Regions from separate parts of the Mus musculus genome. Here all the other regions are linked to region 1. Evidence: chromatin loops called from intact Hi-C (ENCODE). Cell type or tissue: heart. All regions are shown on one strand.

Region 1 (8,000 bases):
CAAAGTGAACTGGAGGTGGAGGAGGGTGATGCCTGCCAGGACCCTTGTGTGGATGGTGGATGGGAGGTGATGGATGGTGGTACCCTTTGCTGACCGTGAAGCATCTGGGAACATATGCAGCCCCTCAAGTGAACAAATGAGTCTGGACTGAAGTAGAGGATGTCATTTCCAAAACCAAACACCCAACTTGCCTTGACCTGCCCTTAGGAATTAGGGCTTTCTTTCTGGAAGATATCTGTGAAAGGCTTGCAGAGGTGCCATTGAAATCCAGTTCCCCAGGCCCAGATAAACGTGTGACCTCTGACCTCTCTTCCCGTGGCTCCACAGCCACTGCTGTACATCTGTATCACCTACTGACACTGCAGAAACCATCAGCAATGTCTGCTATGTTCTGTGCTCAAGGAAGGAGCTTGTATTCTCATCTGAGGAGCCCGTGAGGCCCCTCGGTGCGAGGATCCTGACTCTCCCCTTGGCAGGGAGAAGCCAATTTGGGTAGCAAGATCTTCCAGAGTGGGCCTGAGTCTGCCTTCTTGACAGAGGCCAGAGGACTCAGCTGTACAACCCACCATTGGTTTGGGTCTAGGATAAAGGATGGACCTTCAGCCCCTCATCTAACATGCTCTGGGTGTGGCATTTACCACAGCCTCAGAGAAAGCAGTTATGCCAAGGAGCTCATGGCCTGGCATCCCCGAGGCACACTCTTACCCCGCCCAACCCTCCAGCAGCAGGTGTGGGCAGTGCTAGCAGGAAGTGAGTGCCTCATCACTAGAGGTATGCAAGTAGGAGGGATTTACCCATGTGACCTCAGACTCTGACACTGAGATTCCTGGACCCTTTTCCAGGTACCACCAGCTTCTCTTCCAGTGCTTCAGCCGCTGTCATAGCATCTCCTCTCGGAGTGGCTCTCTCCTTGTGCAGCCTGTAAGGTAAGTAGAACACAGAGCCACTGTCCACCCAGTGTCCAGGGGAGTCTAGACGATTCTAGAGTGGGAGTGGCTGAAGAGCCTTTGTGGATTTAAAGGTTTCTCCTGTGGCCGCTACTGTCAATGTGTTAACTCATCTGCTCCTCAACAAGGGGAAGGCAGGCGAGGGGAGCCCTGAGGGCGAGGGATGAGGTGGGCTGAGTGCCCAGATGTCTGCTCCCACCCAGGCTATGGGCTATGCTTCTTGCTGTGTTCTCAAGTCTTCTGGGACCCCTTGTATGGTGGGGCAGATTCCCCATGAGGAGGAGGAGAGGCAGGGAGTCTCCCTGCATGTGGCAGAGAGGTGAGAGAAGTTGGGTTGTGGCCATCAAGTCCCCGGCTTGTTGACCTTAGGAGGCACCTGAGGAGTGTGAGTCACGGGAGGGTGGATGAGTCACTGCCACCTGGCTGGGTGGGCGGGCCCACCTATCAGATTCCAGGTGAGCCTGCAGAGCCCTGGGAGAGCAGAGAGCTGGGCTCCCAGCCAGGAGACCCAGATTGCTTTCCAAGGGCTTTCCTCCCTGTAAGGCAGGTGCATTGCACAACTCCGCAGCCCCCCAACTCCCATACATCTAACAGGGATGTGGTGCGGGGCGCGGGGGTGGGAGGATCAGATGCGCCTGTAGATGCCAAAGGCCTTTGTGAGCCGGAAAGCCAAGAGGGTCGCTGTGACAGTGTTTCAGTTCTGAACAGAAGAAAATTTCTTACTGTATGAAGAGAAAGCCCTTCAGCCCATGGCATCAGTGAGCAGCCTGTGATGTCCCTGTTGCTTGCCCATAGCATCAGGAAGTGAGTGCCTGCATTGTTCAGCTCTCCGCCACACCTAGCTCCTGAGCGATGACAGGAGCCGCCTACTATCCCTCTTAAAGTCTAGATAAAAGGGCCTTTGATGGTCATCAAGACACTTAGTCCTTGGAGCTAGGGGTTCCTGGAAGGTTCTCTAGGCCCAGACAGAGGCCTGGCCTGGCCCCAGCTGACACTGAAGAACCATGTCTGGCTTCTGGGGTGCTGTTTCGCTCCATGAGGGAGCTGCCTCTGAGAGATTTTTATCAGTAAGGAGTGTCCCTTTCTGTGTGTACTTTGCTCTCTAGCAATGTCACAAGGACCTTGCATTCTCCCTGCCTGCCCTGCTTTTGCAAACACCGCAGGACCACAAGCAGACCTGCTTGGGTCTAGCTGAGTATGAGCGCTTGCTGAGCTGGCCTGCTTGTTCTTGTCCTGTACCTCCATGAACTCCATGTGAGCAAGATGACCCGGGGTCCTGTCAGATCCGCAGATAGCCTTGTCACAAGTCTCTGGCACACTGATTGCTTTCTCTTCATCTAGAACATTCTCTTCTTTGCTGTGGGAGAGGCTGGCCGGTCTGTTTTCCTGAGCTGCCCCACCCCACCCTTTCTGGGCTTTTGTTTTTTTTTTACTTAAATGCTCACCGGATTCTGGAATCCATGAATCACGTGACAGATATTTAGGCCCTGAGCTGAGTGTTGGAGAATGGGCAAAGAACGAATCCTTTCCATGCATCCTGTGTAGATAGTCATTCCTGCCACTGAGTCAGATTTTCTTCACCTGAGGAGGAGGAGATAGTTTAGGTGCCCGGGGGTGGGGGTGGGGGGTGGGGCAGGTGGACAGTGCAGAAAAGCTTGAGTACAGGACAGCAGGGTGGCTAGGCAGGGAGAGCATCCCTCAGAGGGAATGGGGAAAGTTCAGACAAGGGGATAAGGCCATGCTGCCCTTGACTGTGGGTTTTACTCCAGGCTACTGGGGGCTTTCAGGAGCTTCCCAGTGGGAGACCAGGAGAATTTTATTAGTGGAACCATCATGTATGCACACATGCACATACACACACACACAGATGTACACACACATACAGACACACACGGGCGCACACACACACCCAATGTGGTGTTGTTGCTTTAGGGTTTTCCTCATTGAAGTGCCCCAGTGCTTCCTCATGTGAGGCCTTATGTTGAGAAGTCCTGGGAAATGAGCGCTTTCCCAAGATCCTCTTGGTTCTTTGCCCCACCCTCCCTTTCCTAGGCAGCCCTTGCTGACTTCTGTACTGGAAAGAGAGGTGAGCTGTACCATCCTGCAAGAGCAGTGATACTTTAATCCATGAGGAGACAGTGGTGGCTGATACCCAGGGTGCATTTGCTGACTTCCAAGACGCCCAGGGAGCCAGTCAGCTTTTCATGCCCCTGAGATTAGCACTGGGCTGAGATGAGCATTATGTGCAAGGGGCTGGTCACCTGGAGGAGCCCAATGTGCCTGAGGACAAGTGAGTCATGGGTGGAGACTGAGTTGGGAGCGGCCGGAGGTGACAGGGATGTCTAGAGAGACCTTGAAAGTTAGTTTCAATTTTCTGGGTCACCGCATAGATGGCTGTCAAGGAGAGGAATAATTTGATTGATGGGATTGTAGAGCAGCCAATTGGTGGAAGGCAAAGGGGAGGGTGGGTCAGAGCAGGCAATGCTGAGAGCTGGTAGGAGAGAATGTGTGTTACCAGTGAAGCCCTGTCGCTTCCCTTCACTACACACGCGCACACACACACACACACACACACACACACATTGGCACACAGAGACATACACATATACACATTTATACAGATACATACATACATACATACATACATACATACATAAACATACACTCAGACACAGACACACACACAAAGTGGGGGAGCGAGATGGGGAGGGGAATAGCGAATAGCCAGGCTGGTCTTCTCTGTTCTTTGTTCTTGTTGGGTTCTGTCCCCACTGTCCAGCTAGGCTGACTTGAGTTAGATCTCTGCAGCTCTGGATTCAGGAGTGAGAGAGTCTGAGTCTGAGTCTGAGTCACTATCTCTCTAACCCGAAGGTGCCCCAGTCCCTCTCAGTTTGGCTTTCTGCACCCATGAACTAGGGCTGGATGGTGGCTGGGAAGAAGCCGAGAAGCCTGGTTTAAGTACATGGGACGGCTGGGGAGCCTTGGTTTTACCGTTGGTGAAGGCCCTGCCCAGGTCACAAGTTGCCCACTGGGGACTCCTCTGTGGCCACAAGTCTGTAATCTGAACCAGAAACAAGATGTTCCCAGCAGAGCTCACAGAGGCCACCAGGAAGATTTGGGGGTGGGGAAAGGAGGGTTGGAAATGCCTTTAGCACTGGTGTCTGGCCCAAGGCCAAGCATGGAGGAACTGGTCAGGACTTGTTCAACTCTTCATCCTGGGCTCTCAGCACTCAGGATGGCTAGGTTCTTAAAAATCCTAAACAACACAACAACAGAGGCTATGGATATAGCTCAGATAATAAGAATGCTTGCCTAGGGTAGGCTGGGCCCTGGGATTGGTTCCCAGGACTGAGATGATGATGATGATGATGAGGAGGAGGAGGTTGAGGACGATGATAAAACACAGTTTCCAAATTGATGGGGCAGGGCACAAAGAAGTAGGTGTGAAAAGCAGAGGGTGCCACAGGCAGACTAAGAGCATCCTGGCTGGAAGGGCCCAAAGGCTCACAACTGACCTCCCTAGTTCACAGTTTTGGAAACTGAGTCCCAGGCAGAAGCAATGGAAATAAGAAGCAGAAAAAAAGGAGCCTAGGCCCAGGTCCAGGATTCCCTCTAGGTAGGTGTGGCTCTTTGCTCCAACCCGCTGCCTCCAAGGAGCGTGAATAATGTTCGGTTAACTGTGGGGGAGAGGAGGCGGAGGCTGTTTGTACTCTGCTGCCTGTGGAGTCGGGGCTGGCGCAGCTATTTCAGCCCAAGCCACAGGGTCCTATTTATAGGCCTGTGTGATTAGCCTGGCCTATGTCAAAGGCCTTTTCCCTTCTGCCCTGCCCGGCCATGGCTGAGGACAGAAGCCCTAACAGGAATGGCAAGTAGCAGGGACTTGAGGGTGCTTTCTGCAGCATGCTCAGGCGGGGCAGGCAGGTTAGCCAGTTTAGCCAGCAAACTGTTCTCTGCCTGTTCTGATGCCCTCTTCTGGCCTCCAAGAGCAATGCATGCATGTGGCACAGCGATATTGGCCGGCAGAACTCATGCAAGTAAATAAAATCTTAAAAATAAATAAATAAACAAATAAATGCGATGTATTTTTATTTTATGTGTTTCACCTGCATCTCTTCATCGCTGTATGTGTGTCTGGTGCTGAGGAGACCCCAAGAGGACGTTGCATCCCCTGCAAATGGAGTTACATACAGATGATGGGTGTGAGTTGCCATTTAGTGCTGGGAACTGAACTCAGGTTCTCTGCAAGAGCAGCCAGTAGGTGCTTTGTAAGGGGGGGTGGGGAGGAAGAGGGAGAGACAGAGACAGAGACAGAGACAGAGAGGGGGAGAGAGACACACACAGAGTAACAGGCTTCAAAAAATCAAGTAGCCCTGAATTTAAACTCTGATTTGAGGTTCCCAATTGTGTGGTTGGTCTTCAGCTGAAGCTCTGTGAGCCCGTTTCCTTATCTACGAAGCTGGATGATGGCACCGTAAGTTTTAAATGGTGCTTATGAGGCTCATATCATGGAGCTGAGGAGATGGCTCAGAAGGTAAAGTGCTGGCCCCACACACCTGTTGGCTCCCTGGCATCTCTATAACCAGAGTCCAGGGGAGGGGAGAGGAGAGGGGAGGGGAGGGGAGGGGAGGGGAGGGGAGGAGAGAGAGGGAAGGCGAGGCAAGGCGAGGTGGGAAGGGAAAGCAGAGAGAAGATCACCTAGGGCTTCCTGCTTAGACTGTTAGAGCCAATATGTGAGCTCCCAGTTCAAGGAGTAAACATGCCCCCCCCCCCAAATTAAGATCTCTAGCCTCTACATGCACACACACACACACACACACACACACACAGAGTTCTTGTCATGATGCCCGCTGCATGCTGAGTATCTGTGTGCAGTAGAAGTCTTATTTGCAGGTGAGGAACTGAGGCTCCTTGTGTAGGGCTCTGCTCAAGTCAGGTCTGGGCAGTCCTGGCTTCCCACGCTGCCCCAATTCTCTCTCCTCCTCCTAGCCCTTGGGGCCTATCCTGTTCCTAAGAACAGGGGAGTTTTGTGTAAGGGATTGTTTTTCTTAAGAAGTTCCTTCTGTAGTGCCACATGATGACTCAGAACTCTGAGTCACAGCTGATGGCAGGAGCAGCCCGCCCTAGGAAGGAGGCAGAGGGAAAGGAGAGAAGAAAACAGGAAAGGGACCAGCTAGTCCCAGCTGTCCTGCTGTTTGGTTAAGGAGACCCATCAGGTCCCCTTCTCCTGCTTAGCCTCAGTTTTCCCAACTATGATTTTTACCAAGTGGTTCCCATTGGGGGTTGATTCTTAGAATTGGGTTCCTGGGCCCACCCAGATCTACACAGTCCAAGGCTGGGGCTAGGTTTGGGAGTTTGCACAATTTCCAAACCCGGTCCCCCCAAGGATTGTGCTGGCCCACCTTGTCTGCAGACATGTTCATAGCCACTCTCTACTGGCAGCCGCTCCAGGCGGGTCTCAAGTTGCTGACAATGGAAAGTTGATTTCTCCAGCCGAACACTAGGGCTTTTGTTTCCAAAACAACATCCCTAAAATATATTTTACATAACTGATTAGAGAAAAATGTATATATATATATTTTTCCATTTCCATAAACGTTTTTTTTTTTAAGCAAATTGTAGACCTGGTTGTCCTGGAACTCACAGAGATTCTCCTGCCTCTGCCTCCTGAGCGCTGGGGTTAAAGGCATAAGTCATCACAAGTGGAAAGAACATTTTCATCACCTCCCCTCCCCTCCCCAACACCTCCCTTGTGTTTACAGTCTCTCCTCCAGTGCTCCCTACAATCTCTCCTCCAGTGCTCTGCCCACAGTTAATTAGCATCTGTGTCTAGCTTCCTGCCCCCTCTCCTTTCTGGCCCTGTGCAAATTGTCATCCTTCTCTGAACCTAGGATTTCTTCTCAGTAAGAGGGATAACCACACCCTCTTGCAGGCTGTTAGGGTTGCCCCAGCACGCACAGTGCCTCATTCACAGCAGACATAGGATTCTAGTGCACGGCACACAGACTCAGGCTATACTTCAGAGTGCTTACCAAGTATGCAGGTGCTGGGATGCAAACCGTTGCGTTATCTACTTTAATCTACACCATTCTGCCAGAGAAATGTTACTGTCATTCCATTTTAGATCTGAAGAAGGTGAGGCACTGACAGAAGTTGCTTTGGCAAGGTCACGTGGTGAAAGAGGCTGGTGGGTGTGGTTTTAACTGTGACACTGCATTGTCCCTGCCCCTTAGGCTACATATGCCCCCGGGGCGAGGAACACCATTTATGAGTCCAAAACAAGGAATGGCATGTCTTGCTCAGGGCTGAGCCACAGTTCAGTGGGCATAGCAGTGTGTGCAGGTCAGTAGTCATGACTGAAGGCAAGTGTGAATTCACATACAAAGTAGACCTTACCATGAAGCCTAAGGGACACAAGGCCTGGCTTGCGATGTAGTCACATGGTATGTATGTGACACTGGTGTGGCGTATAAGATGGACAGGCATGGTCCCAAGAGCTTGGTACTTGAGCTCTGGCTCTTGTGTGTCCCTAGGCCCCAGCAGGCTCTGTCATGGTAGGATCTGGGGCTCAGCAAGCAGGCAGTACAAAGGCCTGCCTGTTCCTCCTCCTGTTTCTGGATGCCAAAGAGTAGGCATGTTCCAGAGGAGTACTGGGGCCCCAAGTGCACCCACTATCCCTTTAGCTCAGACAGGGGTCAAGGCATGGGACCAAGTTCATTGTTCAGGAAGAGCTGCCAGGCCCCCAGCTCCCCTCTTTCCAAGCCAGTCTCACCAGCACTGGTGAGGGCCAGCACGGGTAATTTTCCTCTCCCCAGATCCTCCTTCTGATTGGCTCCCTGGCTGTGTTGCTGGCTTGAGAACAACTGCATTCCAGGCCTTTGGGGAGAGACAGCTACACTGCTGTTGGGGCCCATGAACAAATTGCTAACAGCTGTTGTGGGAGGTGCAGAAGAAGAGGCTGGGGTTACAGAAGGAGCTCCTCTTGGTACCCGGAACTCACCAATTTATTCTGTCTCTTCTGAACCGGAGTGCCAGTTCCAAGGTCACACATGCCCA
Region 2 (8,000 bases), 55 kb before region 1:
CCTGATCTCAGTGTTTATAACTACAAACATTTACTTCTTGCTCATCCCTGCACCCATAATGTGTCTACTGCTTCCCAGTGCCTTGCCATCTTTATTCCAGGACATGGAGGGCGCACTCGGTTTCTGTTTCTGAAGCATTGCCAGACTTCACAGGAAAAGATCAGTGAATAGACTGGATTATCAGGCTTCTCTCCAAAGTAGCAGAAATTATATTGTGTGACCTCAAGTTGAGAGAGTTGGGTTGTATAATTCTATTGAACGATGAATGATGCACACAGGTCGATGGTATTCCAGCCTACCACATTGGACTCCATCCCTGTCAGTTACACTCAGGAGCCCAAGAGACAGCTAAGAGCTGCCCTCTGCAAAAATGGACCCAGTAATATCTGCCTTGTGAACTTTACAGAGAATGGGTGGGAATGTACGTGAGAAGTACAGATCTGAGGGTGTTTGTAAACTGTAAAGTCCCAAACTCCTAATAGGGAGTTTCCTTACCACTCTGAATATTGGGGGAAATAATAGTGTTGTCTGTCTGTCTGTCTGTCTGTCTGTCTGCCTATCTTTGGTTTTTGGTACAAGGTTTCTCTGTGTAACCCTGGCTGTCCTGGAACTCTGTAGATAAGGCTGGCCTTAAATTCAAAGATCCACCTGCCTCTGCCTCCCGAGTGCTGGAATTAAAGACATGCACCACCAGGCCTGAGTGTAGTGTAATTTTTCTACCTCATCCTCTCTCTGCACACAGGAAAAGTCTTTTGACCATGTTAGCATATAGTGCCACATTATGTAAGCACCTTGCCCTGATCAGACCTCAGAAGTATTCTAGTAGTGCCACTAAGGCCACTCACAGGATAAGTACACAAATGCAGTGCCATGTTATTTAGTCTCAGAGGGGAAGGAAATTCAGACTCATGCCACATGTGGCTGAACCTTGAGCATAGTGTGCTAGTGGGGAAAAAAAAAAAAGCCAGTCACAGGACTGGTATCATATGGTTCCATTTCAGGACTGGTATCGTATGGTTCCACTTCCGTGGAGTCCCTAAAATACTCAAATGCACAGACCTAGGGGATAAAGAGTTGTTAGCAGGAATGGAGAGCCACAACACAGGAGCTCTCGCTCCATTGATACAGAGTTTCAGTCTTCAGTAATGAAGGATCTCTGAAGCTCAACAGTGGCAAGAGTTACACTACAGTGAGTATCTATCTAACACTGCTAAGTATACATTTAAAAGGTGCTTCAATGGGGCCCAGGGGCTGGCTCAGTAGGTAACATGCAGACCTGCAGACCACGTGTTCTAGTTTGCTTTCTGATGCTGAGATAGATACAGTGACCGAAAGTAACTTAGGAAAGGGTACTTCAGATTTTGCTTCTAGGTCATAGTCCACCATCAAGGGAACTCAAACAGGAACTGGAATAGAAACTATGAAGTAGCTGTTTATTGACTCACTCCCTTGTTCAATCTCAGATAGCTTGCTTGATCTTCCTTCCTTCCTTCCTTCCTTCCTTCCTTCCTTCCTTCCTCTCTCCCTCCCTTCCCCCTCTCTCTTTCTTTCTTTCCTTCCAAGGTACTCTTGACTCCTGGCTGTCATGTCTTCTTCTTCTTCTTCTTCTTCTTCTTCTTCTTCTTCTTCTTCTTCTTCTTCTTCTTCTTCTTCTTCTTCTCCTTCTTCTCCTCCTCTTCCTCCTTCTCCTCCTCCTTCCTCCTTCTCCTTCTTCTTTTTTGAGACATGGTTTCTCTATGTGTCCCCCTATCCTGAAACTAGACCAGGCTGGCCTTGAACTCAGACACCCAGCCACCTCTGTCTCTCCAAGTGCTGGGATTAAAGGTGGGCACCATCATGCCCAGCCACTTAGCTACCTTTCTTATATAGCCAAGACCCACCTGCCTAGGGATAATGCTGCCCACGGTGGGCTGGGTCCTCCCACATCAATCATCAGTTAAGACGATCACTCAGAGATATGACACATCTGAACTGCACAACTGCTCATGTGAGGTTTCCCTTCCCAAGAGTGCCAAGTTGACAGTAAAAACTAGCCAGCACATTGTATAAACATGTGTGCCTGGGTTCCATCCCCAGCACCCACATAAAGAGCTGGTATGGTGGCACATATTTGTAATCCCAGCACTGGGCATGTGGGCTCCCTGAGGCTCCCTGGCCAGTCTCACCTATGTAGTGAATTCCAGACTAGTAAAAGATCCTGTCTCAAAGACCAAAGTGGGATGGCACCATTGTCTTCTGAATTCCATATGCACCTGCACATATATACCCCTGTGAGTATGTGTGCATGCACACACACACCTATACACAAACACATATACGAATATACCTACACACATATACAGTCATATATATATATATATATATATATATATGGGTTAAAATAACAAATGATATATATTATATTCTACTACCCCAAAAAAGTACATTGTAGTAAAAAAAATTTTTTTTATTTTGAAAAATACCGCAAATTCTTCAAGTCTTAGGTAATTGAACTCACATAACAGATTCTGTAACCACTATGTAATTTACTGGTGGCTTTCCGTAGTCTGTTATGCTGATAAACAGTAGCTTTCAGGTGTACCTGCTGTTATTTAACTAAGGACTAAGGGGGTGAGGAGAGGTCGAAGCCAACTGGGACCCTGTGGAAATTGCTTTCTCTCTCTGGGTCTCTGCCTCCAGATCTGAGAAGTGAAGAGATTAGTTGAACTCAGCAGTCCATTCCATGTTTCTCAGCCCTAGGGACACAGGCTTATCCACAGTTCGGGTGACCGAGGCTCTATTCCCCTCAGCTTTCCCCCTCAACACCTTTGTAATGGGAAGAAATGGTGGTGGTGGTGGTGGTAGTAATGGTGGCAGTGATACACAGCAGCCATTTTGAAGGATTTATGGCTTGGTGATTTTGGTCAAAACTTGAAAAACAGAGAGATAAAGAAATCTCTCTGGTTGCTGACGCTCTCTGCTCTTTACTGATAAGGGTCTGAGGTGCAGCAGGAGAGGCCCGGAGCTGACAGGGCATTCCCCCTGTCGTGAAGAAACACTGGCCTCTACCTGGGGCCCTCCTCTCTTCAGGTCCCCTCAAGCCCCTCTGGGCCCCGTTGTGTTTTTCTGACTTCGGTTGTTGTAGTAGCTGGTAGAACGTCAAGAAGCCATGGGCACCTTTTAAATTAAGTTTCTGTTGTGCTGATAAGAAAACAGAGGTCCCAGCAGCCACATAGCAAGCCTCCACGCTGGGACTAGGTAATGGCTTTTGAACGTTTTATTTCCTGCTTCCTCGAGATCTAACGGCAGCTCATCAGGTCCGAGGCTCAAGCAAGCTTCTTCATGTCTCAGGGCCTCAGTGTCCTTGCCCGTGCAATAAGAGTGGGCAGGAGGGGAGACTCTTGTTGATTGAGTTGGTGGTAGTTGGTTGATTGAGGTGGGTGGTGGGCTCTATCACGGTGGCTCGCTGGCTAAGCCTTTCCACACCCTGCTCTCCTCTTCAGGATCTAGCTGCCACCTCCCCTACCCCGAGGAGGACCACAGAGCAGCCTCCGAGGCGGTGCAGGCAATGCTTCAGTAGAGTTGAGGACCTAGCTGTGTTAGAACCACCAGAGTCCAGTGTGCGCTTCTAATGTGGCAAATGAACTCATATGCATTTAATGCATTATTGCATTAAAAACTCCCTGTATGGGCACCCTTTTTCATCGCTGCAACGTCGCAGCAAGTAACTTACAGGAAGCAGAATTTTATCTTGGCTCACAGTTTAAGAACTCCCAACCCATCATGGGGAAGGCATGTTGGGAGGAGGCTGGCCCAGCTATATGCCTCACTGCCCGAGTCCCAGCAACGTACTTCCTCCAGCTAGGTCCCACCGCCCAGAGGCTCCACTCTGCACCCAATTGGCACTCCCAACTGTTTCAGACACAGGCAAACCATAGCATTCCTCGTGCCTTGGGCTTGTCAGAGATCTTTCCCCACTCTGGAGATGGCAACAAAAGTGAAAGAAAAGGAACGTGAAGGAAGCTGAATTTCTTCCTGCCAACATTATTTGTTCCGGGGGTTTCGCGTATTTATGTTCCACTTCTACACTGCAGACGAAAGTCCACTTCAGGTAGATGTACTGTGTTTTGCTGCTGTTAAGTACAGACATGATGTAAAACCAAAACACAAAACAAAATCTCTGTTTGGTCAACAACTGGACCCAGCGCAGCTGGGCTTCCCAGAGCGGCCGGCAGTCTCCGTGCAGGTGTAGGAGATGGTAGCTGAGGCCACTGTTTTCTAAAGCTGAGTAAAACACCCTCCTCCCCTGGCTACTCCTGCATCTAGCCTAGTCTGAAGTCAAAATGGAAAACCCAGGGGAGCGGAGCATTTCAGCACTTCTCCACAAGAGGGCGTAGGTTGTCCGTGCCGGGCCGCTCTTGCAGCCAGCTTGCCCTGCCCGTGTCCACTGAGCCCATCGGTGTTGCTGGCCCACCCCTTGTTAGGCAGCTGTTTCCCTGAGTCTCTTTGTTAATGCCTCTTATTCTCCAGCCTAAGAGTAAACCGAGAAGCTTCGGAGTCAGGTGTACTTGGATTCAAATCCTGGCTCTGCCGTTTGCTGAAATCTTGGCAAGTTAGCTCTCTTTCTGATTAATAATTAGTGACTTTTTCCCAAGCCTGGGGAAGCTAGAATTATAGACCTCCTGGCACACAAAGGAACCTGCCTTCTGCTTTGGTCAGTACCGCCCTAACATTTCACGGATCAGGGCCCAGAGGTCCAGGCTTGGAGAGAGAGAGAGAGAGAGAGAGAGAGAGAGAGAGAGAGAGAGAGAGAGAGAGAGAGAGAGAGAGAGCCCATGGCTTACTTTCTGGACTCCAGCTCTTGTCTCCATCACCCATGAAAAGCGAGGGTCATTCATTAAGGAATGAAAAGATAGAAAGCCCTTTTATGCTGCAAGCTCGGGCTTTCTGTTGGAGCAAAGACACAAAGTGCTGCATTCATGGTCCGGCTTCCGCAGTTACACACTCGGGCGAGTACTTGACCTGCTGGCTCTTGGGTTCCTCACGGCTGTGGCGGAAAGCATAGACCAAAGATGAAAATAATACCTACCCCGGAGGGTTTCGTGAACTTTCAATGAGAGCATGACTGTGACGCTCTGCATAGGGCCTGGCGCCTCACAGGCATGGGATTAGTGTTAGTGTTCGTTTCTGCAGCTCACGAGCTTTCTGACCCATGTTCTCACCCATAAATGGGAAGGTGGCCCATAGATTTGTGGCAAGGCACAAGATGTAACAACAGTCACTTACCTCCTTTTGAGGAACAAGGCGCAGCTGTTTTTAAGAGCAAAGAAAACTAAGACTACATTCTAGCCTGTTCTGAACAGCGTTCCTTTGGATTAATTGATAGCTTGAAGGGATCTAAAACCACCTGGGAGACAGGCCGTGGGGATTGTGTCGATGTTGTTCATTTATGTGGGAAGACCCATCTTAATTCGGTAGGGGACCCCAGCAGCTGGTTCAGAGGTAAGTCCCCAGTGTCTAGGAGGGACCCACAACACTTGTTAAACCTTCCTCCATATTTGTGTTGCTTTGATTGCAGGCGATGTTCTACCAAAGTACACAAGGTCAAGCAACAGTTTTAGGAGTGTCTTAGTCAGGGTTTCTATTCCTGCACAAACATCATGACCAAGAAGCAAGTTGGGGAGGAAAGGGTTTATTCAGCTTACAATTCCATACTTCTGTTTATCACCAAGGAAGTCAGGACTGGAACTCAAACAGGTCAGGAAGCAGGAGCTGATGCAGAGGCCATGGAGGGATGCTCTTTACTGGCTTGCTTCCCCTGGCTTGCTCAACCTGCTCTCTTATAGAACCAAGACTACTAGAGATAGCACCACCCATAAGCACCACCTCCTCCCTTGATCACTAATTGAGAAAATGCCTTACAGCTGGATCTCATGGAGCCACTTCCCCAACTGAAGCTCCTTTCTCTGTGATAACTCCAGCTGTGTCAAGTTGACACAAAACTAGCCAGTACAAGTGGTGAACTCTTTAAAACTGTGAACTGACACATGTCTTTCTTTTTAGCTTATGTCTGACATCATGGTGACTAACACAACTGCTGCTCCATCGTGTGCTCAAGGATTGCATTCCTGTTTTCCCCTGACCCAGACCAGAGCTTCATGGCTGGCCTTGCTGGCCTCTCCTTCTCCTTAGGTGGAGAGCAGAGACTATGAATTATTCTGCTCATTTCCTAGGATCGTCCATTTAGAGGTTACCTTTCCTGTAACAGAAGCGATTCCTTACCCTTTATGGAGTGGCCCCACCCCTACTCCCTTTCCCTCCCCAGCTTTAGCTCCACTCTCAACCCTGCCAGATTCTGATTTTCTTTGCTAGTCACCTTCAAGGTCCAGCTCTAAAACCACTTCCTGTTTGATTACTGCCAGGCATCTCACTCCAGTTTCCTTGGAATTACAATACTTCACCATAAGACCCTGCTTCTCTGACTAGGCTGGGGGCTCCTGGAGAAGGAAATTGATCTTGCCCTGTGAGCTTGCTACATGCATTTGTTAGACATCCATCACCATAACAAAATACCTGAGATAATTAATTTGGCTTATACTTTTTGAGGTTCCATCAATCCCTCTGGGCAAACGAGCCAAATTTAGAGCAAGTTGTAATTAAATGCTGGCCAGGATGATGAACTCTTGCCAGGCCCACTCCAGGGTTCCCTGAAAATGCCCGAGCTACATTGGTCAGGTACTTAAACAAGCAAACCCAACAAGGCTACACACTACCACCTTCTTCCGGTGGAAACAAGCACACATCCTGATGTACTTCTGTCTGCAGTCAGACTAGGCTTACAGTTTCAGACCCTTAGATAAGGACACACCCTTATGGTATTATTTCAACTTATCCATTAAAGACTCTGATGCTTACCGTTTTGTTTTGTTTGAGACCGAGTCAAACTATGTAGCCCTGGCTTTTCTGGAACTCTCCCTCTGTCTCCTGAATGCTGGCTTCGTTTTGTCAGCTTGCCACAACCTAGAATCATCTGGGAAGAGAGCCTCAATGAAGAATTACACAGGTCAGGGGGCTTCTGGGCTGTGGGGCCTTGTATTGACTTTAGTTGATATAGGAAGACTAACCCAGCCCACTGTGGGCGGCATCATTCCCTGGACAAGAGGTAAGAGAGGAAAAAAGCTAAGGTGAAGACCCCAGAGATATGTTTATTCCACTTTTTTCTCCACTGTGGACGCCATGTGATTGTTTGATTCTTCCCCACAGTGCTGGGCTGTAACTTGGATGTGTAACCTAGATAAACCCTTTTTCTCTTAAGCTAATTGTTTGTCAACCTGTTTTATCACAGACATATAAATGGCAACCACAGAATAACCTACCTCAGAATACGGTTATGTCTGAGGTACTGGGAGTGAGGACTCCAGTTCATCTGGGGTGAGGTTGCATGATTTGGTCCATAACAGTTATTTCTTTACATTTAAAATAAACACAGAAATGCATTATTGTAACTTCAAATGGAATGCTAACACCCCTCTCCCGCACCATCCCACTCCATCTAACTGACAAATCTCCATCTTATTCATTTTTTTATGTGCCGTTCTCACCCTTGTCTTGACCTGGAGATTATCTGTGACTAAACACATTCGGAATAGTTGTTCAAATATTAGAAGGTAGAGGCATGAAACATATAAGTCTGTTATGCAATTCCTAGCAGTCACCTAATAACTCAGCGACTCCTTCTCCTTACATGTAAAATAGAGGACAGTGGTTGTGTTGGATAATTTTCTGTTAACCTGACACAAGCTGGCATCATCTGAGAGGAGGAAACCCCATTTGAGAAAATACTTCCACAAGATTGTGTTGTAGGGCATTTTCTTATCAGTGATTGATGTGTGAGGGCCCTGACCAATGTGGGAGGTGCCACCCCTGGGCTGATGGTCCTGGGTTCTGTAAGAAAGCAAACCACGAAAATTTCTGTGGGATCTGTATCGGCTCCTGCCTTCAGGTTCCTGCCCAGCTGGGAT
Region 3 (8,000 bases), 220 kb before region 1:
ACACATTCACACACTCAGGAGTCTTGAAACATACTAAGCTGAAGGCTACAGTCTATCCATACACACAGAGGACCTGTGCAGACCTATGCAGGCCCTGCTCATGTTGACTTAGTGGGCCTTATTTTTCTGGTGTCCTCCATCCCCTCTGGTCTGACATTCTTTCTGCTTCCTCTTCTGTAGGGTTCTCTGAGCTCTGAGGGGAGGGATTAGATGGAGACATCTCCTATAGAGCTGTGTATTCCAAGCTCTCTCTCTCTCTCTCTCTCTCTCTCTCTCTCTCTCTCTCTCAGTAATTCCTGACTGTGAGTATCTATTATTTGCCCCCATCTGCTGCAGGAGGAAGTACTGGCTAGTTTTATGTCAACTCCATACCAGCTATAGTCACCTGAGAGGAGGGACACTCAGTTGAGAAAATGCCTTGTAGAGTTTTTTTTTTTTCAGTTAGTGATTGATGGGGCAGAGCCCCACCCACTGTGGATGGTGCCACCCCTGGGCTGATGGCCTTGGGTTCTATAAGAAAGCAGACTGAATTGATGTGAGAAGCAAGCCAATGAGCAGCACCCCTCCATGGCCTTTGCATCAGGTTCCTGCCTCCAGGTTCCTTCCCTGTTTTGAGTTCCTGTCCTGATGTGGAACTTTGATGTGGAAGTGTAAACCGAATAAACCCTTTCCTCCCCACATTGCTTTGACTGTGGTGTGTCACCATAGGAACAGTAGCCGTAGGACGAGTGGAATTACAGCAGGGTAAGGAAATAATCTCAGAGTACACTGAGTGCTGAGATGCTACCCAGGAAACAAATCCAAAGAGAGATTCTCCAAGTAAATGAACATCAGACTGAGACACGAGATGTGAGCGAAATTGACCGGGCCAGGAGGGAAATGGAAAAACACCACGTGTGATATTTCCAAAGCCGGGGGGGGGGGGCAAGTGTGATATAAAATGAGGCTGAAGAAGGAGCAGGGGCAATTCAAGCTAAGGATGTAGAGGTATAAAGAGCGAGTAGTAGGTGCTTTCTGCATCATCATTATGATGACTGTCATCCTGAGATGGTTTGACTGATAAACAGCGATGCTAGGACGGCTGCTGTCCTGTTTGGCGTAAACCTGGTGAGGTGAGTGGATTGGGGGCAAAGACAGAGAGTAAGAGACAGGAGGGATCTGCATGCCTACAGAAAGCGGCAAACGCAGGAAGCAGTGAGGTCAGGCAGGACAAGGCACCGGGCTTAATCTTCAAGGCTGAGTCCCACGAGGGCATATTTGGTCACTGTCTCCCTGCTGATTGTTAACAGTGCATCTATCTGCCCTTCTTATGAATCTTCCTGAGGAAAGAGAGAGTGGCTTTAAGCAGAGACGCCCAATCTGATTACAGCACAGACCCCCTATCTTACACGCGTTCTCGCGACTGGCCAGGAAGAACGCAACAAACCAGAATCTTCTGCGGCAAAGCTTTATTGCTTACATCTTCAGGAGCCAGAGAGCAAGAGAGCAAGAGAGAGAAAGAAAAAGAACAAGAACAAGAAAGCAAGAGAAAGAACAAGAACAAGAAAGCAAGAGAAAGAATGGCAAAAACCCCGTCCCTTTTAAGGAGAATTATCCTCCACCTAGGACGCATTACTCCCTGATTGGCTGCAGCCCATCGGCTCAGTTGTCATCACGAGAAAGGCAGAACACATGGCGGGAAAACTGCCCCTGCACGTGTGCAGATTATGTTTACTACTTAGAACACAGCTGTCAGCGCCATCTTGTAATGGCAAATGTGAGGGCGGCTCCCAACACCCCTAGAGTAAACTAATGAGAAATGGGGAGATTCAGCTACTCGTAGTTACTTCACGACCCAGTAATATGACCGATCTCAAAATAGGAGTATGTCCAAGGTCTAAGTGAGCTATCGGGCTCTACTCACTTTATCTAATTATTTATCTCAAGACTATAATTCTAGGAAGGACTTTAACAAGCCAAGTTCCTCAAGGGACTGCATTTCTTTCAACAATGTCATGAAGGACACAGTCCAGGCAGATCAGTTGGCTTCTTCAAGGCTGACAGGGCAAGTTAGAACTAAGCACTAGCTACTCAAACAATGACTACGTACATCTGTCTCCCCCCACCCTCTTCTGGTACTTCCAGTCATACCAAAGGTACTGCAAAATCCCTCTTAGTTATAATAATATATTAATATTAGAGATTACCATATTCTTTAATTTCAAAGTATGCAGTTCCAGTTGTTGTAAAATCCTTCTTATAGTTAGCTTTAATTGTCCAAACACCATACCTGTGGAAGCAAAATATTTAAAAACACGAATGTCATTAAATACTTCTAATTTTGCCCTAGACAATTTAACTAATTCCTATTTAAAGATGTTAGAATACATAGGCATGTAAATATCTTGTGAGAGATTCTAAAACAATTAACAGAAATAGTTGAGTATTTTTCTTTTGATAATAAAAATGATTTATTAATTAGATTTTACATATTGTATTATTTTTCCAGGTATTTTATCTTAATACAGTCATTTTGTTTGATTTAAAGGACCAATGATAACTTCGGAATTTACTTAATTCTTGAGTTTAAGGATGTTAACCCGATATTACAATCTGTAATATATCAGAAAATCCATAGTGACGTCTCTAGAAACATGTAATGCACAGGTCATGCTTCTATGGATCATAAAGTTTACACCTTACATACATAGAATAATGATTGGAAGCAAGGGTTTATCTGAAAAGGAAAAGACTTACTTAGTTAAAAAATAATGATAATAAAGAATGACAGGAAGTGCCACGGTCTTCAGAGTTAACAGCCCATGTGAGTTGGAGACCTCGTGCTTCTGTACAGGAAGGAGCAGGTTTGAAGAGACCAAGCCTCTGAGCCTCGTTTGTGAAGTGAGAACATGCTGTCCTGGTTGTACTGTGTGTATTGCAGTTATCTTCAGCAATAACTAAAGAATCTCTATCAAGTACCTCATCCCATGACTGCTGAGATGAAGCAAGCAGTCTACAAGAGGGCTGCCCTCAGGGAGTTCCCAGTCTATCGAAAACTGTAAAGACAAGAGCCTGGCAGAGAGGCATCCCGTCTGTAACCCTGGCGCTGTTGCTACTGAGACTGAGACAGGAGGAGTTTGAGGTCGGTTTGTAGTGAAGAATGAATTCCAGGTCACCCTGAGCTACAGTGAGACCCTGCCTCAAAGCCAAGCAAACGGCAAAACTCAAAAGAAACAAGAAAATAAAGACATTGAGGTAAGCATCTCAAAGAGAATACGAAGGGGCGGTGTGGGGGTAGACCACACCCAGAGACAGCGCCCTGAAGATGAGGTGAAGCTCAGTGTGGAAGACAGGGTGAGGTGTGCGCTAAATGAGGTGACTAGTGTAAAGGTACCGGGGTGGGACAGTGCCAGTCATAGAATCTCATAGTGATGCATAACGGCCATGGGACAAGATAAAGCTTGAGATAATGACAGTAATGGCAAGAAGCTCAATTCTGCACTGTAGAGTGCATTGTATTTTCAAGTAAGTACACAACTGAAAAATTAATCCAGTTGGGCAGTGGTGGTGCATGCCTTTAATCCCAGTGCTTGAGAGGCAGAGGCAGGCAGATTTCTGAGTTCGAGGCCAGCCTGGTCTACAGAGTGAGTTCCAGGGCAGCCAGGACTATACAGAGAAACCCTGTCTCTAAAAACCAAAAATAAAATAAAATTTTCAGTTTACTGAAGCTCCCCAGTTATAAAATACCTATACTTTAGAAGAATGCAAACAGGCTGATTTCCTTTTTTAGAAGGAAGGGGGAAACGAGCATAAAGTGGCTGGTTGAGGTTCTGTAGCAGCTGTTTGCAGATGCTCATGTCTAATACATGCACTGCTGTTCTCCCTTAGAAGCAGGACCGGGTCTCCATCTCTACATTGCTTTGCTCCCAGAACTCTCCGTTACATTGTAGCTGTATTCAAATATACAGACACATGGTAGCTAATAGGTATCAGAAGTTTGTGCATGTGTGTTTCAGACAGAGCTCTGTTTCCCAGGCTGCAGATGAAGTCCTGGGCTCCTGCAGCCCCAGTCTCCTGAGTATCAGGGATGGTGGTGGGCTCTGCTGGATTCCAACACTGAGTTGTGGCTTTCCCTACCAGGAAGCAGCCTCATGTTTGCATCTATGGCACTCTGCTAACACTAGGTGGCTCCACTTGATTGTGTAGGTCCTTACCAGCCAAAAGTTCCAGATGTGCATTTTAGAGAAAATTTGTTTAATAACAAACATTTTTTTGTACTTACTTGGGATTAGATGGAATCTTGAAGTCAGGAAAAGAGATAATTCCGGTGTAATCATTTTCTTCTACAATGTCAACTTCTGATCCTTCGGGGTCCTTTGAATAGAAACCGATGACCACACCTTAGTTCACTTTCTGTTACCATAAAAGAATATCCAAGGTGGATAATTTACAAGCGATGGAGATTTGCCATTATTGTATTGCATAAATGCTTTGCCAGTGTGTACATCTGTGTTCCAATGTGTGTCTGGTGTCTGAGGAGGTGGTGTACCTTCATGTGGGTGTAGGGATCGAATCTGGATCCTTTGCAAGAGCAACAAGAGCTCTTGGTCAAGGAGCCAACTCTTTTAATTACTTCTTGATGGCCGTGCTTTTAAAAAGGAAGTAGAACAAGGATGGGTTTTGATGGCTTATATCAGCATCCTCCCCTTGTTAATTTAGCTTGTACAGGTATCCTATGTGTCTGTCATGGAGACGTAAATCTATAATGCTTCATTCACATTGGGTGTTTAGTGACATCATATGGTTTAGTGTAGAGTGAGGATGGGATCATGGAGGGAGATTGCTCGATAAATATGCTAAAGTATTATTTATAGAAAGAAAATACTTACTATGAAAGTTAAGACAGTCTCCCGTTTGGCTGGCTTCAAGTCGTCACCCAGAGAATAGACTCTGATCTTTACTGCAAAACCAAGTAACATCATCAGAAACTGCAGACATTGTTTCTATCTTTCCTTTATTTATTTACTCTATCTTTTCTCTTTTTTTCCATTTTTTATTAGGTATTTAGCTCATTTACATTTCCAATGCTATACCAAAAGTCCCCCATACCCACCCACCCCCACTCCCCTAACCACCCACCTATCTTTTCACTTTAACTTTTCAGTCAGGGTTTCATTCAATTAGTTAGCCTGGTCTCGAACTCACCCTGAACTCATGATCCTCTTGCCTCAGCCTCTCACATAGTTGGGACTATAGGCTCATGCCACCAAGCCCAGTAGATTTTTGTTTTAATTTCACAGTTCTTAATGAGCTAACTCTCATTTGAAAGACTGTATTCACAATCCATAAATGAAAATGTATGTTGAAAAAAAGAGACCCCTAGGATTCATATAAGGAGACTACTTGTATTGAATTTAACATACAGTTCAATGTGTTAAATACATTGCAACCCCAGGAAGCCTTTGGGAATGCATCGTTAGTGTAAAATAACTTGTGTCTGTAACTGTTTACCAAGTAGCTACCATATGGATGGATGGGAGTATGAGGTGTTTTTTATCAGAGTTAGTGGGAAATTGGCAGTTTGATTCAGACAGTATGTTATTTCTCTACTTACAAAATCCAACAGGGCTAAAACACTATGACCGAAGCAACTTGGAGAGGAAAGGATTTGTTTCAGATCACAACTCTCAGGTGATATTCCATCATTGAAGGGAGTTAGGCAAGGAACTCGAGGCAGGAGTCTAGAGGCAGGGACTGAACCGGGGGCTGTGGAGGAACACTGCCTACTGGCTTGCTCTTTCTGGCTTGCTTAGCCTGCTTTTATAAATTCAGGGCCATTTGCCCAGGGGCATCACCCACCTCCCCCATTATGGGCAGGACCCACCTACATCAATAATTGGTACAACTCCATGAAACAAATTGTATTAGTATCTTTTTTTTTTTCAGATGGGGAAGATGGGCTGTGAGAAATGAATTCACAGACTACCAGTCAATAAAAGCTATGCTTGGATCTGACCCCAGTTAAAATGGCACCAGAGTCTGATTTTTAACTACTCTCTCTCATTATCTGTCATCAAAGGAAAAATATTTATAAGAAGTTATCTCATTATCTAGAGTAAATGAAGACACCAGATTTTCTTATCAGTCAAGTCATGATGGGAAAACAGGAGGCCATTCCCAAAAGAAGCCTTAACAACCAAGAAAGGCCCTGGGGTTCGGGATTGAGACTACACACTTGCTATACAAGAGTGATGACGCTAAGTGATGGGTAGTGTGGACGGTACCATTTCCAGGATGCATCCTCTATGATAGGAGTGCAAGGTGAGAGGTTATACTTAATTTTATGTGGAGTTAGGCTGAAAGGATGAAAAAGATGATGGTTTTTCCTTTATTTAAAAAAATCATCATAATTTTTTTCATCCTTAAAAAAGAAGTGTGTCATAAAACCAGAGACACTGAAACCTATAGAAGAGAAAGTGGGGAAAAGCCTAGAAGATATGGGCACAGGGGAAAAATTCCTGAACAGAACAGCAATGGCTTGTGCTGCAAGATCAAGAATCAACAAATGGGACCTCATAAAATTGCAAAGCTCCTGTAAGGCAAAAGATACTGTCAATAAGACAAAAAGGCCACCAACAGATTGGGAAAGGATTTTTACCAATTCTAAATCTGATAGGGGACTAATATCTAATATATACAAAGAGCTCAAGAAGCTGGACTCAAATAACCCCATTAAAAATGGGGTACAGAGCTAAACAAAGAATTCTCAACTGAGGAATACTGAATGACTGAGAAGCACTTGAAAAATGCTCAACATCCTTAATCATCAGGGAAATGCAAATCAGAACAACCCTGATATTCTACCTTACACCAGTCAGAATGGCTAAGATCAAAAATTCAAGTGACAGCAGATGCTGGCGAGGATGTGGAGAAAGAGGAACACTCCTCCATTGCTGGTGGGATTGCAAGCTGGTATAGCCACTCTGGAAGTCAGTCTGGCGGTTCCTCAGAAAATTGGGCATAGTACTACTGGAAGATCCAGCAATACCTCTCCTGGGCATATACCCATAAGATGTTCCAGCTGGTAATAAGGACACATGCTCCACTATGTTCATAGCAGCCTTATTTATAATATCCAGAAGCTGGAAAGAACCCTCAATAGAGGAATGAATACAGAAAATGTGGTACATTTACACAATGGAGTACTACTCAGCTATTAAAAACAATGAATTTATGAAATTCTTGGGCATATGGATGTATCTGGAGGATATCATCCTGAGTGAGGTAACCCAATCACAAAAGAAGTCACTTGATATGCACTCACTGATAAGTGGATATTAGCCCAGAAATTTAGAATACCCAAGACACAATTTGCAAAACACAAGAAAATCAAGAAGGAGGAAGACCAATGTGTGGATACTTCATTCCTCCTTAGAATAGGGAACAAAATACCCATGGAAGGAGTTACAGAGACAAAGTTTGGAGCTAAGACGAAAGGATGGACCACCCAGAGACTACCCCACCCGGGCATCCATCCCATAATCAGCCACCAAATGCAGACACTATTACATACATTAGCAAGATTTTGCTGAAAGGACCCTAATATAGCTGTCTCTTGTGAGGCTATGCCAGTGCCTGGCAAATACAGAAGTGGATGCTCACAGTCATCTATTGGATGGAACACAGGACCCCCAATGGAGAAGCTAGAGAAAGCACCCAAGGAGCTGAAGGAGTCTGCAACCCTATAGGTGGAACAACAATATGAACTAACCAGTACCCCCAGAGCTCATGTCTCTAGCTGCATATGTAGCAGAAGAAGTCGGCCATCATTGGGAAGAGAGGCCCCTTGGTCTTGCAAACTTTATATGCCTCAGTACAGGGAACGCCAGGGCCAAGAAGTGGGAGTGAGTGGGTAGGGGAGCAGGGCGGGGCAAGGGTATAGGGAACTTTCGGCATAGTATTTGAAATGTAAATGAAGGAAATATCTAATAAAAATGTTTTTAAAAAAAGTGTGGGGAAGG

What was found. Hi-C counts contacts between places; a loop is a spot of excess contacts. Peaks named below come from ENCODE experiments on the same cell type or tissue, not always from the same donor. Only the 100,000 strongest peaks of a DNase experiment are listed, where the experiment ranks them.
Region 2: it touches region 1 in a loop (5-fold over the local background); 32 of 42 quality-filtered maps call a loop at or near these places.
Region 3: it touches region 1 in a loop (2.6-fold over the local background); 2 of 42 quality-filtered maps call a loop at or near these places.

Annotation. Positions count from the first base shown.
Region 1 is chr2:35,265,978-35,273,977 of GRCm38, forward strand. Gm39795 (a long non-coding RNA gene) reads right to left here and starts at 7,702. Exons shown (of 3, transcript XR_003954036.1): 1 at 6,977-7,702; 2 at 6,347-6,473; 3 at 1-2,528. It also overlaps a transcript of Gsn not described here. In heart, a CTCF peak has its summit at 4,920 (motif pointing left); DNase peaks (open chromatin) are centred at 4,044, 4,764, 6,034, 7,724 and 2 weaker places; H3K4me3 peaks cover 308 bases; H3K27ac peaks cover 5,720 bases.
Region 2 is chr2:35,210,583-35,218,582 of GRCm38, forward strand. No RefSeq gene overlaps it. Among named protein-coding and RNA genes, the nearest start is that of Gm13605, 7.7 kb to the right of the region's middle. In heart, a CTCF peak has its summit at 4,364 (motif pointing right); a DNase peak (open chromatin) is centred at 4,359; H3K27ac peaks cover 826 bases.
Region 3 is chr2:35,041,002-35,049,001 of GRCm38, forward strand. Hc (hemolytic complement) reads right to left here. Exons shown (of 41, transcript NM_010406.3): 4 at 4,869-4,939; 5 at 4,262-4,353; 6 at 2,187-2,269. Among named protein-coding and RNA genes, the nearest start is that of Hc, 16 kb to the right of the region's middle. In heart, a CTCF peak has its summit at 4,159 (motif pointing right); no DNase peak of the experiment used is centred here.